Regions from separate parts of the Homo sapiens genome. Here region 1 is linked to region 2. A link is a loop called in an ENCODE intact Hi-C map of the cell type or tissue named here. Cell type or tissue: heart right ventricle. All regions are shown on one strand.

What was found. Peaks named below come from ENCODE experiments on the same cell type or tissue, not always from the same donor. Only the 100,000 strongest peaks of a DNase experiment are listed, where the experiment ranks them.
Region 1: it touches region 2 in a loop (2.2-fold over the local background); 62 of 110 quality-filtered maps call a loop at or near these places.

What each region holds. Positions count from the first base shown.
Region 1 is chr10:35,320,642-35,328,641 of GRCh38, forward strand. CCNY-AS1 (CCNY antisense RNA 1) reads right to left here. Exons shown (of 4, transcript NR_186477.1): 3 at 912-1,029. It also overlaps a transcript of CCNY not described here. Among named protein-coding and RNA genes, the nearest start is that of CCNY-AS1, 12 kb to the right of the region's middle. In heart right ventricle, no CTCF peak of the experiment used is centred here; no DNase peak of the experiment used is centred here; H3K27ac peaks cover 832 bases.
Region 2 is chr10:35,558,987-35,566,986 of GRCh38, forward strand. It overlaps CCNY (cyclin Y), which reads left to right. Exons shown (of 10, transcript NM_145012.6): 9 at 7,037-7,199. Among named protein-coding and RNA genes, the nearest start is that of GJD4, 42 kb to the right of the region's middle. RefSeq lists enhancers at 5,436-5,545, 5,606-5,715, 5,986-6,065. In heart right ventricle, CTCF peaks have their summits at 4,487 (motif pointing right), 4,690 and 6,511; DNase peaks (open chromatin) are centred at 2,912, 4,515, 5,781, 6,367 and 1 weaker place; H3K27ac peaks cover 5,926 bases.

The DNA.
Region 1 (8,000 bases), 240 kb before region 2:
AGAAAACCATACAGATTGAAAAGAAGAAATAAAACTGTCTATCTGCAGATGACATGATTGTGTATGTAGAAACATTTAAGGAATCTTTATGAAAGGCAAATCAAAATAGTAAGTGACTTTAGCATAGGTTAATGCAAAAAAATATTTTCTGCATACTAGCAATAACCACCTGGAAATTTAAATAAAATATTTACTATAGTATCAAAAACAATACCTCTGGCTGGGCACGGTGGCTCATGCCTGTAATTCCAGCACTTTGAGAGGCTGAGAAGGGAAGATCACTTGAGTCCAGCCCGGGCAACACAGCAAGACCAAAAAAAAAAAAATTAGCTGGGTGTGGTGGTGCACACTGTCATCCCAGCTACTTGGGAGGCTGAGACAGGAGGACTGCTTGAGCTCAGGAGGTCAAGGCTGTAGTGAGCTATGATTATACCACTGCACTCCAGTCTGGGTGACAGAGTGAGGCTTTGTCTAAAAAAAAAAAAAAAAAATACACACACACACACACAAACACCATTTACTATAGTATCAAAAACATGGACTAGTTAGGGATAAATTTAACATAATACATGCAAGGCACCTATACAATTAAAACTATAAAAACATTGCTGAATGTTATGCTGAAAATTAAAGACGCAAATAAATGGAGATATACTATGTCTATGAACTACAAGACTAAATATGATGATGACCATTTTTCCCAAATTGTTCCACAGATACAATGTAATCTTAACTGAAATCCCAGCAGGGGTGGGGCACGATGGCTCACACCTATAATCCCAGCACTTTTGGAGGCTGAGGTGGGAAGACTGCTTGAGCCCAGGAATTCAAGATCAGCCTGGGCAATGTGGTGAAACCCCATCTCTACAAAAACAAACAGCAGCAAAATAGCCAGGTGTGGTGGTACGCACCTGTGGTCTCAGTTACTTGGAAGGCTGAGACAGGAGGATTGCTTGAGTCTGGGTGGTTGAGGATGCAATGACCTGTGATCATGCCACTGCACTTCAGTCTGGGTGACATAGTAAGACCCTGTCTCAAAAAAAAGAAAATCCCAGCAGGCACTTACATAACTTATTCTAAAATTTATATAAAAACACAAAGGACTTAGAATGCAAAAAATTTTTGAAAAAGAACAACAAAGTTGGAATATTCAAACTATCAAATTTCAAGACTGACTATAAAGCTACATTATTATTAAAGGATCAACATTTGGATCAATGGAACAAAATAAATGAACCCGCATGTCTATGGGCAAGTAATTTTTGACAAAGTGGCCACAGTAAGTCAATAGGGGAAAGACAGTCTTTTCAACAAATGGTACCGGAAAAACTGGATATCCATATGGGAAAAAATGAACATTGATTATTAACTTACTCATACACAAAATTCACCTCAAATTGGATCATGTACCTAAGCTTAAAAGGTAAAACTTGGATGGGTGCGGTGGCTCACGCCTGTAATCCCAGCACTATGGGAGAACGAAGCGGGTGGATCACCAGGTCAGGAGATCAAGACCATACTGGCCAACATGGTGAAACCCTGTCTCTACTAAAAATACAAAAATTAGCTGGGCATCGCAGTGCTTGCCTCCTGTAGTCCCAGCTACTTGGGAAGCTGAGGCAGAATTGCTGGAACCTGGGAGGCAGAGGCTGCGGTGAGCTGAGATCACGTCACTACACTCCAGCCTGGGTGACAGAGCAAGACTCTGTCTCAAAAAAAAAAAAAAAGGTAAAATTAAAATTTCTAAAATAAAACAGGAGAACATTTACATGATCTGAAGGGAGTCAAAGAGTTCTTAGATAATTGAATACACACACACAAAAAAACAAAAAAAGACAAGAGCTATAAAAGAAGATAGCAAAAAATTAGACTTTTACAAAGTTAAAGACTTCTGCTCTTCAAAAGACAATGCTAACAAAATGAAGACAAGTCACAGACTGGGAGAAAATAGTCACACAACACATATCTACATACCTGCCAAAGGTATTGTATCTGGAATATATGAAGACTTTTTAGCAACCCAACTAAATTGGAAAAGACACTGAATAGGCACTTTACAAAGATATATTAGTATCCAACATGCACACAAAAATATGTCAACATCATTAGCCATCAGGGAAATGCAAAGTAAAACCACAGTGAGATACCACTACGTATCCATTAGGATGGTGAAAATTAAAAAGACTGATAATAGCAAGTATTGGTGAGAATGTAGGGCAACTACAACTCTCATAACTTTACCGGTAGGATGTAAGATGGTACCAGGACTTTGGAAAACAGTTTGGCCATTTTTTATTTTTTTTGAGATGGAGTCTCGCTCTGTCGCTCAGGCTGGAGTACAGTGGTGTGAGCTTGGCTCAGTCTCACCTCCACCTCCCAGGTTCAAGCGATTCTCCTGCCTTAGCCTCCCAAGTAGCGGGATTACAGGTGTGTGCCACCATGCGTGGCAAATTTTTTTTGTATTTTTAGTAGACACAGGGTTTCGTCATGTTGGCCAGGCTGGTCTCGAACTCCTGACCTCAGGTGATCTGCCCGCCTCGGCCTCCCAAATTGCTAAGATTACAGGCATGAGCCACCGCACTCGGCTGCCATTTCTTTTAAAATTAAACATACACTTAGCATACAACCCAGTAGTCTTACTCCTAGATATTTACCCAAGAGAAAACATGTCCACACAAAAACTTGTACATAGATGTTCATAATGGCTTTATTCATAATAGACAAAACTGGACAAAGCCTAAATGTCCATCAACATTTGTGGTATATAAACAAATTGTGGTATATACATACACTGGAAAAATACTCAGTGATAAACAGAAATGAACCACTCATTCATGCAACATAGACAAGTCTAAAAACATTATGCTGAGGAAAAGAAACCTTACACACAAGAGTCTATACATTTTATAAGATCACATTTTTATGAGACTCTAGAAAAGACAAATCTGATCCACAGTGACAGAAAACAGATCAGGGCTTGCCTGGGACCAGGGACGAGTACCAGGGAATTTTGGGGTGATGGAAATGTTCTAGATCTTGATTGTGGTGATGGTGGTTACATGCGTATATTACTTTCTCAAAACTCATCAAACTGTGGCCTGGCGTGGTGGCTCCCACCTGTAATCCCAGCATGTCCGGAGGCCAGGGAAGGCAGATCACCTGAGGTCAGGAGTTTGAGACCAGCCTGGCCAACATGGTGAAACCCTGTCTCTACTAAAAATACAAAAATTAGCAGGGCATGGTGGGCACGTGCCTGTAGTCCTCGCTACTCAGGAGGCTGATATAGGAGAATCGCTTGAACCTAGGAGGCAGAGGTTGCAATGAGCTGAGATCACACCACTGCACTCCAGCCTGGGCTACAGTGAGACTTTGCCTCAAAAAAAAAAAAAAATTCCAAAGGTCTAAACTTCAAAGATAATAAATACTAAATATATTTGGTGTACAAAGGGAATGTGAAAAAGAATACACCTCAAACCCAGGAAACGAGGCTCAATTCCTTTAAGAAGCCTCCACTTAGACAGACGACCCTGGCACTCATAGCTCAAAGCCTTGTCCTCAGAAAGGCAATGAGAGCTTTACAGTACCTGCTTTGTAAAACCAGATTTAGCCCTATTACTGCCCACTCTGAAGCCAAGTCTCTTACTCCTCTGCCAATGCCTTCCTTACATCATCCACTGGAGAAAATTACTGCAGCTGAGCTCTGTAAATTAAATGGCATGAATGAGCAATGCTAATCTGAATACCTATAACATTTTTGGAATTACTAAGCATATGAGCTTATTTGGATTTGTAATGAAACCCTGTAAACAAAGTATTTGTACAAACCCTTTGAATTCAGTAAATCAACACAACAAAATTACACCGACAAATACGTAGGTATCTACTGTGGTCTCAAGGAGCTGAAGATCTCATTGAAAAGAGTTTGTAAGCACGGAATTGCCAAATAAACAAGACACCCAGTAATTCCTCTAAGAGCTGAGATGGGGGAAGCATCACTTTAGGCTTTAGTAGTCTAGAGAGGCCTGATGAGAAACTCATACTTATGCAGAACCAAAATCCAAAAGACCAATAAGGAATTTTTTTTAATTATAGAGTGCTGCTTTTGTGCATACTTTTTTTTCTATAAAGTTGAAATGGGTCTGAAGAATAAAAGAAACATTAGCCTATATTTAACAGTCATAAAGGATAAATTAGCCTATATTTATCCTTCATAAAGGATATTTTGTGATGATTCTAATTCTCTGAATAATAGTTATTTGTGCACACTTATATATAGGCAGCCTTCTGAAGGCTATAATGAGAACACCCATCATCCCCTCAGTCCCACTCATGGAACCACTAGAAGAGATTGAAATTTTAAGTGTCAACATACTATAAAAATATAGAGAATTAGCTAGCTGTATAAACAACATAAATTAACTGCAGACATTTTATTTGGAGATATGAAGTTAAGGACATTTTTGGCAATCCCAGTTAAAATTTGATTTTAACTAAAAATTTAAACCTAATTATATTGGTAATGACTCTTATTTCCCTTTCATTTTTGTTGTTTTTTGAGATGGAGTCTCACTCTGTCACCCAGGCTGGAATGCAGTGGCATGATCTCGGCTCACTGCAACCTCTGCCTCCTAGGTTCAAGCAATTCTTGTGCCTCAGCCTCCTGAGTAGCTGGGACTACAGGCGTGCGCCATCACACCTGGCTAATTTTTTTATTTTTAGTAGAGAGGGGTTTCACCACGTTGGCCAGGCTGGTCTCGAACTCCTGACCTCAGGTGATTCACCCACCTTGGCCTCCCAAAGTGCTGGGATTGCAGGTGTGAGCCACCAAGCACAGACCCTTTTTTTTTTTTTTTTTGAGACAGAGTTTCGCTCTTGTTGCTCAGGCTGGAGTGCAATGGCGTGATCTCAGCTCACTGCAGCCTCTGCCTACAGGGTTCAAGCTGAGGCCTCCCGAGTAGCTGGGATTACAGGCATGCGCCACCACTCCCAGCTAATTTTGTATTTTTTAGTAGAGACAGAGTTTCTCCATGTTGATCAGGCTGGTCTTGAACTCCCTATCTCAGGTGATCCACCCGCCTCGGCCTCCCAAAGTGCTGGGATTATAAGGGTTGAGTCACTGCGCTTGGCCCCCCTTTCATTTTTTAAAATCAACTTTGGTCAGGCCTGGTGGTTCATGCCTGTAATCCCAAAACTTTGGGAAGCCAAGACAGGAGGATCTCTTGTGGTCAGAAGTTCGAGACCAGCCTGGGCAACATAGCAAGACGCCATCTCTTAAAAAAAAATTAGCTGGGCATGGTGGCACATGCCCGTGGTCCCAAATACTTGGGAGGAGGCTGAGGTAGGAGGATCGCTTGAGCCCAGGAGTTCAAGGCTGCAGGGAGCCATGATTATGCCACTGCACTTTAACCTAGGCAACAGGGCAAGACTTTGTCTCAAAAATAAATAAATAAACTTTACTGAGATACAGTTTACATAAAATAAAATGCGCCCATTTTACAGTTTAATGAGTTTTTTGTTTTTTTTTTGAGACAGAGTCTCACTCTGTCATCCAGGTGGAGTGCAGTGGCACAGTGGAGTGCCTGGCCTGGAAAATATTTTTCAATGGAGAAGACTATGGTTTGCATTTTGGAGACATTACCTTTTACAGTGTTTTAATAATGAAAAGGCACAGGAAAATGCACATACAGTTACTCAAAGTACAGCCTTGGGGAGAGGAATGAGAAAGGAGAGGCAATGAAACGGCAGGGCGCTCAAAAGGATGGAACCGAAGTGACTAGACAGAAAGCATCTTGGCTTAAGTGGCAGCATAGCTAATATAATTTTACAGTAAGTTAAATAAAATAGAAGCTAACACGTTCAGTGCCCAAAGGCAAGAAATTGTACCAGTTGATGCCTTTTAGTCTAAGAGCTAGGATTCTGTACAGATTGCTGAGTTTCCAGGCTGCACTTTTCCTGGATCAGAACCATTGCTTCTAGGCCGGGTGTGGTGGCTCACACGTGTAATCCCAGTGCTTTGGGAGGTTTGCTTGAGCCTAGGAGTTTGAGACCAGCCTGGGCAACATAGCAAGACCCTGTCTCAAAAAAAGAAAAATTAAAAATTGGCTGGATGTGGTGGTGCATACCGGTAGTCCCAGATACTAGAGAGGCTTAGGTGGGAGGATCGCTGGAACCCAGGGGTTGGAGGCTGCACTGAGCTATGATGGTGCCACTGTACTCCAACCTGGGTGACAGAGTGACACTGTCTCTTAAAACAAACAAACAAACAAACAAACACCATTGCTTCCCTTTGTCTCCTCGTCCTCCTGGTCTTATAACCACGTATGAAGTGTCTTCCTGCCTGGATTTTGTTCTAACGTGGGCATGGATTCTACTCTACAACCTTCCTTGTTTTAGCAAACCACAATGGTTTATACAAAGATTAATAAGGGGAAAAGCATTTGAAGTAAAAATATTTCGCTAGGCTATTCTTTTTTGGAGGGAGGAAATGTATTATTTCTTTTAAAAAAGATAAATATTTAAAGTAAAAAAGAAAAAAGAAGGAACAGAGGAAAAAAAAGTCAACTAAGTTAATCACTGTTTAACAGTGAATATCCCTAAAAACATCTCTTTGCATATATATTCAGTTTTGCAATCTGCTTTCTCTCTCAACAATATTTCGTGGCTTTCTTTCTATAACAATAAATACAGATGTACATCCTTATTTTTATGACTTCATAGAATTCCATTGTAGTCCACTGTATGTAATTAGTTATCATTCATGGGCATTTAGGTTGCATTGTTTTTCACTATTATAAATTAAATGGCAATTTTTAGCATATTTTGCCCAACTAATCTAACATCTATGAATATTAATATTCTTTCCAAATTTTAAAAAAATCAGTAATATTTTGTGAATGGAGAAAACTGTTAGCAGGAGTAGATGTATTTTTACTTCCTGAGAAGTGCTTTCCTTCTGCTACTGTATTTGCAATATTACAATGTTCACTTTTAGGGTATGGAAGATAGTAACCTAAATCCTGTTCCTCTCTTCTGTTGAGCACTGTATACACAGAAGCTTCCCAAGGAAAAGCTATGAACTCTACACTTTGGAGGAGGTTGAGGCAGTGGGGGTGAGAGGTACGAGTCTTTCCTAAGCTGACTTTACTGTTTTTTGCCTGATCTCCTGCATACCTGATGTCCCCATGTTTTCCTCTAAGTGCTCCAGGCCCTCCATGGTGGCTCCTGGCTGGACCCCCAGCAAGAGCTGATCCTGTTCTCTCACTGGTCCTTTCTCTCTAGCTTTTCAGAGGTTACCAAGTGAAGGAACGAGGCTTACAGAGATTGCCCTGTGTTTTTCCGTTCCTTTAGTGCCTTGAGAGGTAAGCCAGCTGGCTAAGATAAACTAGCTGGTACTGTGCTAGCAGAGAACGATAACACTTTGATGTGTGAATATTCCAAATACCACTTCTCAAAGACAAAATGAGATTTTAAGGCATCAGTCCCAAAGGGATAATAAACTGGCAATTTTGGGCCCCCTAACGGGCATTGAAGGTGTTATCACCAGGCAAAGAGGGCCTCTGCATCCTCAGGGCACACCAGTGAGGGGGGCACTCGCTTTGACCTGCCTCTTTCCAGCCCAGTACCATAGCAAGCAAAGCTATACAGATGTTACGGAACTGATCTCATTTTCAAACAGAAGACCCCAAATCCTGGGGCTGATACCAAAAGACGTGAAAATGGAGCTGGGATATAGGCAGAAGAGTGGGATTTACACTTCTTTTTATCATTCATTGTTTTTCCTGGCATTTATCATACAGTGACCAATCAACATTCATTAAAACGTAGCATCATATACTTTGCCAAGGTAAAGTCTCCAGGAAATGCAGGATAGTAACTAAGCAACAAGAAGACTCTGTGGTTTGTGATACTCATTTCTCAGGCTCCTGAGTGTATATAATGAGGTTATATTACATCATGGAGAAACACTGCAGGCAGAACCAACTACAACTTCGTGTGATGGA
Region 2 (8,000 bases):
AGGAGTTTTGAGGTGCATATTAGAAAAACCCAAGACTGCCTTGAAGGGATTGTTGGTAGAAATGTGGGCATTAAAGGTGATTCTGGTGAAGACTCAGAAAAGAGGACAGCTGTAGAAAATGCCTCTACCATTTTAGATGCATTCACATGTCATCATGAACAGAATGTTGTTGGCAATATGAATGTCCAAGGTGCTTATGGTGAGGTCTCAGAAAGAAGTGAGGAGCATGTTCCTGGGAGCTGGAGGAAAGGTGATCCTTGTTAAAAAGTGGCAAAGACCTGACCAAATAGCGTTCTAGTGTTTTGTGGAAAGTGGAATGTTTAAGAAATGAATGTGGATGTTTTAGCCAAGGAGATTTCCATGCACAGTGTGGAAGTCACAGCCTAGTCCCTCTTGTTGCTCGTAGTATACTGTGAGAGGAGAGAGAGAAACAGAAGGAGGAGGAATTATTTAGTAACAAGGAACCAAATCTTCTAGCTGAAGATTTAGAAATCTCAAATCTTCTAATCTCAGTCTATCCATATGGCAAAAAAATGGGAAAGTGTGCTCTGGAGGCAACACAAGGGTGCTGGGACAGCATTTGCTAAAGAGATTACAGATGTGACAGATGGATCCAGTCAGCCAGCCATCTCAGCAGAAGCGCTGCCGGCTTGCACCAAAGGGCCCAGAGACAGGACAGGTGAAGCAAGGCTGTCGTACTCTGGCATTCCACGGGCCAGCAGAACTGTCTGGCATGACTTGTGATATCCTCCAAGGAAAGGGGTGAATGATCCTGAGATGGTACCGAGGCCAGCAGGTCTGCCACTGCCACCATGGGCCCAGCAGGCACAGCCTGGAGTGAGGCTGTTTCCTCCTTGGCTCCAGGGGGTTAGGCCAAGGCAGGGCTGCCTACCTGGGGGTGGGTGATGGCGCATCAGCAGAGAGGACTTAAGTCTTCAATCCCTGGAGCTTGCCCTGCTAGATTTCGGGCTTGCTGGACACTGTGACCTCTTTCTTTCTGAGTTTTCTTTCTTTTGGAAGGAAAGGGGATGCCTGTCCTATGTCTGTCCTATGCCTGTGCCACCATTGTATTTTAGAAGCAGGTCACTGGGTCACAGCTGGAGAGGAATTTTGCCTTAGGATGAATCATACCTCAATCTTCACCCATACCTGATTCAGATGAGATTTAGATAGGATTTGGGACTTAGAGATGGAGCGGGAATGCATTAGGACTTTGGGGCTGTTAGGATGAGGTGAGTGTGTTCTGCATGTAAGATGGACATGAATTCTGAAGGGCACGAAGGCAGTGTTGCGGGGCTGAACTTTGTCCCCCTCAAATTCACATGCAAAGCCCTCCCAACCCCTAGTGTTTGAGAATGTAACCATGTCTGGAGATAAGGTTTTTAAAGACCTAATTAAATTAACATTGGTTCATTTGGGTGGGTCCTAACCTAATATGACAGGTGTCCTATAAGAAGAAGAGATCAGAACACAGGGAACAGACAGAAGGATGAGCATGTGAGACTCAGACAGCCACCTGCAAGCTACGGAGAGCAGCCTCAGGAGATACCAGTCTGCTGACAGCTTGGACTTACAGCCACAAACTGTGGGGAAAAAATTCCCGTTGTTTAAGCCCCTAGCATTTTCATTACAGCAGCTCTTGCAAACTAATACACCCTGTAAACTTTATTAAAAGAAGGAATGAAATCTACATTCTAGGAGCTGCTGGAGATATCTGTGGACATAGATGCTGGTGGAGCTAGAGGCTCCAAGTGATTTTGTGGCACCTGCACAGTAAAATAGATTTACTATTAGAATTTTTAGAAATGAATACTTCATTCAGTCTTTCCCAGTAAAACCGTGTGAGCCCAGGAATTGGTGGAATTGGACATCACTCAGCTGAATGGCTGAGGGAAAATCATGACTCCTCGGTAGCCCTTTATGGGGAGAGGAGGTAGCACAAGGCTCACTGGAAGCTGGGGGCCCTGCACCAAGGTAAAGATGAGCAGAGGCACTGCCGGTGAGTTTTCCCAGCATAACTTCAGGAATAGAGCTGAGATGACACAGCCTGTAGAACAGGGGCCTGGACAGCCACCCAAGCTGCACTCCCTACCTGCAGTACCTTAGATGAACAATGGGTTCCTTCCACAAATCCCACTTGGGTGTCCCAGAATGAGGGAGGTGCGTGCCAGGAGCTTGTCCTTCTTGGCACGCTGTGGAAGTCCCCAAGATCCTAGAATCCTCTTTTTCATCCCCAAGTGGGAAAAGAGTCAGTGGCTTGGGCCTGAGGGTGGGGTGGGAGGCGTTTGGGCAGGAGAAGTCTCAGATATCCTGGGGTGGGCTCCATCCTATCAAGGGCTGCCCTGCTGCATTTTTCTATAATCCCATCACTCAGAAAGAATATTGCTAACATTTTTATTATATAGAACTTCCCAGTGTTTACATAGATTTTATTTTTACAAAACTGGGCCCATACTGTACGCGTTGTTTTAAACTTTTTGCCATTTAGCAGTGTGTTAATCTGTGGTTAGCTGGTCTCAGTTTCCTGGCAGAGGCAAACAACCCGAGCTCTCCCTTGGAGCTCCTGAGCAGGGAGAGGGCTCACAGGTTTCAGCTGGAAACCTTTTCAAATGGGGTTTTTGGTAGTGCTTGTTCTTCTAGGTACCCTTCTTCCTGGCCTCCTGTGTCCCAGCTTCCTGAAGTGACCTTCCTGGTATTTTTGACCATAGGCTAATCTCCTGCTCAAGAATTATCCAACAGTGAGAACTTGACTGGGAGTCTCCCCATGTACCTTTGGACAGAGGGGTTCTGGCTTGGAAGGCAGCTGACTGTGCAGCTGCGTATCTGTGGGCGCAGGCTGAAGAACACTGTACGACGAGTGTCACTGAGACTTGCAGGCAGAATAGTCAGGGCACCAGGCCATGTGGATAGTCACCAGCACCAGTCAGATGTTAGCTTCAGGCAGACCTCATGTGGGAAGATGGGGCCAAGGGCCAGCCTTTCTCCCACTCTCACCAACAATCAGTGGTCACAGCATCACAGGCCAGCTTAGAGCAAGAAGTGGCAACCGCTGTGGATGGGGAAAGGACAGTGAAATTTCACCATGCAGAGTTCTGTAGGCAAAAATACTGTTAAAAAAAATTACACCTCGAGGTTTGTCTGTTTCTTGTTTTTGTTTTGCACTGTTCCCGTAAATGTCATTTTCATGTGTAGACAAATCCAAATAAGGAGAAATCAAGTGACTTGTCCAAGCATTGCATGGCACAGAAGGTCACAGAGAAAGAACTTCAGTTCCTCTGTAGATACCTGGTTTCTGGTGGTGTTTTGTTTTTAAATTGTAGTAAAATGTATGTAGCATGAAATTTATGATTGTAGCCATTTTTAAGTATACATTTCTGTAGCACTAAGTACATTTACATTGTTGTGCAACCATTACCACCATCCATCTCTAGAACCCTTCATTTTCGCAAACTGAAACTCTCCCCCTGTTAAACACTAACTTGCCATTCCTCCTTCCTCCAGCTCCTGGTGATCACTGTCCTACTTTTTGTCTCTGTGAACTTCACTACTTTCAGGACCTCACACAAGTGGGATCATACAGTCTGTGTCCTTCTGTGTCCAGCATATTTCACTTGCCAATAATGTCCTCAGGGTTGATCCATGTTGTAGTGTGTCTGAATTTCCTTTCTTTTTAGGGCTGTATAATACTTCACTGGGGGTCTGTGTCCCATTTTGTTTATCCACTCATCCACCCATGGACACTTGGGTTACCTCCACATTGGGCTAGTAAGTGGAGGCTGTAAGTGTGGCTATGCAGATACCTTTTCAAGACTTTGTTTCTCCTTCTTTTGGGAAGTGACCCTAGTTTCTAGAAAAGTAGGCAGCATATTAGATGATTAAAACAGCTCTTTTTAACATCATTTTAGAGTTCTATTTTCAAGTTGCTGAATTGTACCAAATTGGGTTTTTATACAGTGTTGATCTAGTGTGACAAATATTTCTGAAATGTGGTTTTTGTTGGTCGACTTGAATATATTTCTTACAACGTTTTACACCAAAACTGTTTCTTCATAGTTATCTAAATGCAGATAGTAAATCCATCAGGCCCATTCTTGGCATCACGTTAGTTTTCTGATAATTTATCACATAGCAAGCTGTCAGTGTCCCTGTAAAAGATGTGCTGCTGCAGTTTGGAAATTCAAGTTTTGGAAATTATTTTTATTTTCTAAATCTTTAGAAAAAAATTCATTTTTTGAAAATACAACAGCTCTAAAATCTATTTTCCCAAAGCTTAACCAGAAACTCAAGCTTGGAGAAGGTTGTTCTGTTTTCCAGGGAACCCTGGGAAAATACCGCCTTGTTCAAAAGCAGCTTCCTCTTGACTTTGCTCGTAGTGTCTGCCTCCATCTGGAACCATGGTGTCTGTATATCATTTTGGGCAGGATTATCAGGCTGTTCTCTTAGACTTTTCTTCTTACTATTGGGAGAATACGCTTTGCAGTGACGCCTGTTGACCACCAGACGGCGGTGTGTCCATGGCAGCTCCCAGGTTCACTTGGGATTTGCTCCTTTGACGTTTGACAGTTCTGGCCTTAGCAGGGCCTCTGACGCTTTCGTTTTGTTGAAGTCTTACCTGGATTCCAGTATTTCACAGGATGATCTCTTATTAAATCTCATTTAAATGAAGCATAAATAAAAGTTGTTTTAAGTAAAAATTATCCCAAATCAAAGTAAATTATTATTTATTTATTTATTTTTGGGACAGAGTTTCGCTCTCGTTGCCCAGGCTGGAGTGCAGTGGGGCAATCTCGGCTCACTGCAACTTCCGCCTCCTGGGTTCAAGTGATTCTCCTGCCTCACCCTCCTGAGTAGCTGGGATATTAGAGGTGCCCACCACCATGCCTGACTAATTTTTTTTTTTTTTTTTTGAGACAGAGTTTCGCTCTTGTAGTCCAGGCTGGAGTGCAATGGCGCAATCTTGGCTCGCTTCAACCTCCACCTCCCGGGTTCAAGTGATTCCCCTGCCTCAGCCTCCTGAGTAGCTTGAATTATAGGCATGTGCCACCATGCCCGGCTAATTTTCTTTGTATTTTTAGTAGAGACGAGGTTTCACCCTGTTGGCCAGGCTGGTCTCAAACTCCTAAACTCAGGTGATCCACCCGCCTCAGCCTCCCAAAGTGCTGAGATTACAGGTGTGAGTGACCACACCCAGCCTAAATTCTTAAAACTATGAAATTTAGTACAGTAAATACATTTGGAGCTTGTTATCACTCTTTTCACGAGGCTGTGTGGAAACAAGCAGTGACGCTCTTCATCTGATGAAGAGACCGGAATGGGCCTTCCTCGGGCCTCCTTCCTTGCCGCCTGCCCACAGGTCCCAGTGCTCCTTTCCCCAGCAGCTTCATGTCTCCCCAGAGCCACTGGCCTTGCTCAGCCCCAGCCTCCCCACCCGCCTCCTTACTGTTCTTGTCCTTTGTCACAGCAACTTGAGCTGGTGTGGAGCCCTCCTCAGTCCTTCATAGCTGAGTGCTATGAGTCACCGGGAACAGCCATAGGGGTCTCGGGACATCACTCAGGACAGGATGGTGCCTGCATGTGAGGCTCAGACCCAGACCCTCAGCGTTCAGCAGAGTTGGCAGGACATGACTTAGAATGCCGAGGCTGGGATCAGGGTCAGGAGGGTGAGGCCCTGCACTAGGGCCCTGGCTTCACTCACAGGAAATGGTGACTGTGTGTTTTGGCTGCCTGCAGCAGGTTGGAGGGGACCCACTCTGCCTGAAACACCCCCTCCTCAGCCCTGGTTCCTCTCCGCCAGAGCTCCATGCTTCCCTCACCTCAGTTCAGCTCTCACTGCTGTGGGAAGCCTTCTGAGATCATGTGCTGGGGGCCAGGCATGCAAAAGCAGATGTTGCACTTCCTGACTATGAGGAGAACAGCCCAAGAGGCTGAGTTCAGCAGCCACATGCTGCATAGTGTGGGCAAGGACAGGAGGTTTCCTGGAGGGTGTGCAGTGGGTGGGCACCCTGTGGGTGGGCACCCCTGGGGGCTTCCTGGGGAGAACGTGCTGAATCTGAGTGCATGACCCAGGACCAGTGCTCCACAGATAGTTCCCTCACTGAGAAGGTTCCCCCCACCCAGAGGAACTATCTAGAAATAAACCTAATTTGAAAGATAGCTGACATGAGAAGTTCTTAAAGTAGAAGTTTTTGAATTTCTCCCAGCATTCCATCAACATGTAGATGGGTTGGCAGGGTGGATCTTAGCACCTCCTCTCCCAACCTACCTTTTTAGTTGAGTGGTTCTCAGAGTGTGGGCCCGGGGCAAGAGCCTCAGCCTCACCATCATCTGGGAGTTCCTTAGAAATGCACATTCTCAGGCCCCACTGCAGACCTACTGATCCCCACAGTGTGAAGGTGGAGCCCCCTGTCTGTTCTAACAAGCCCACCAGGTGATGGGGTGCGTGCTCAAGTGTGGAAACTACTGCTTCCATTCTTCCCGGCTTGTGAGTTCTCTTTTTAAGAGACTGAGGCAGAGACTGGACACCCTCCCCCCATAATCCCTGCCTTTTGCCTAAGAAAGCCCCTACACAGTTCCTCCCTTCTTTTCTCCCTGGAGGTAGGGAGGGGCCACCGAGGAAGCCAATGTCCTCTAGGTCTGCAGAGGCTGAGTGTTTTCCTCTGGGCCCCTGCGGAAGGGCCCTCACTGGACTCCACGTGGCAGCTCTTGGCTGCTGCATCCACCCTTTGTTAGCAGCCTGTCCTCACGGAGACCTGCAGCCAGAGCCTGCTGTGTGTGTGTTAGATCTCAGTGAAGTGATTCGCCCTGAAACGCTTCCTGGTGATGATCCCAGTTAACCAGTCCTCATCCTTCTGGGCACCAGATCAAGTGGATTTGGCTTTTAATCCCAATATGGTGGTCTAACCAGACATTTACTTAGATCACTGGTCTTCCTGGAGGATGCAGTTTTCTGGAGTCTGGTCTCCAGCAACTTGCCTTGGCAGGCCACGTGGCCTGGTGTGGCAGCTAAGCATAGGCTATTTTTGTCTTTGCTTTGCAGGAACGAGCTAGAGCGACAGTTTCTTGAATTGCTGCAGTTCAACATCAATGTTCCTTCCAGTGTCTATGCCAAGTATTATTTTGATCTTCGTTCTCTGGCAGAAGCGAACAACCTGAGCTTTCCCTTGGAGCCCCTGAGCAGGGAGAGGGCTCACAAGCTTGAGGTAAGATGGTTTAAAACAGCGTTTTGTGGTGCAGTGTTGCCAATACATCATCTGAGTACCAGAGATGCATGTGGTCACATTGATCATTTCCCCCACTACATGATGTAAAATAAAGATGAGCTACTAGGATATATAGCTGGGCAGTTGATTATGATTTGTTCTGCTTCTTTTTTCTTTGAGACGGAGTCTCGCTCTGTCACCCAGCCTGGAGTACAGTGGTGCGATCTTGGCCCATTGCAGTCTCTGCCTCCCGAGTTAAAGCAATTCTGCTTCAGCCTCTCAAGTAGCTGGGATTACAGGTGCCTGCCACCACACCCGGTTGATTTTTTGTATTTTTAGTAGAGATGGGGTTTCACAATGTTGGCCAGGCTGGTCTCAAACTCCTGACCTCAGGTGATCTGCCTGCCTTGGCCTCCCAAAGTGCTGGGATTACAGACGTGAGCCGCTGTGCCTGGCCAGCCACTTCATATTTTTAATAACCAGTTTAATATCACTTTATACTTAATAAGCAAAGGTTTTTTGTTTTTTTGGGTTTTTTTGAGATGGAGTCTTGCTGTGTTACCCAGGCTGGAGTGCAGTGGCACGATCTCAGCTCATCACAACTCCGCCCCCTGGGTTCAAGTGATTCTTCTGCCTCAGCCTCCCTAGTAGCTGGGACTACAGGTGTGCACCACCACGCCCAGCTAATTTTTTTTTGTATTTTTAGTAGAGATGGATGGGGTTTCATTATGTTGGCCAGGCTGGTCTAGAACTCCTGACCTTGTGATCTGCCCACCTTGGCCTCCTAAAGTGCTGGTATTA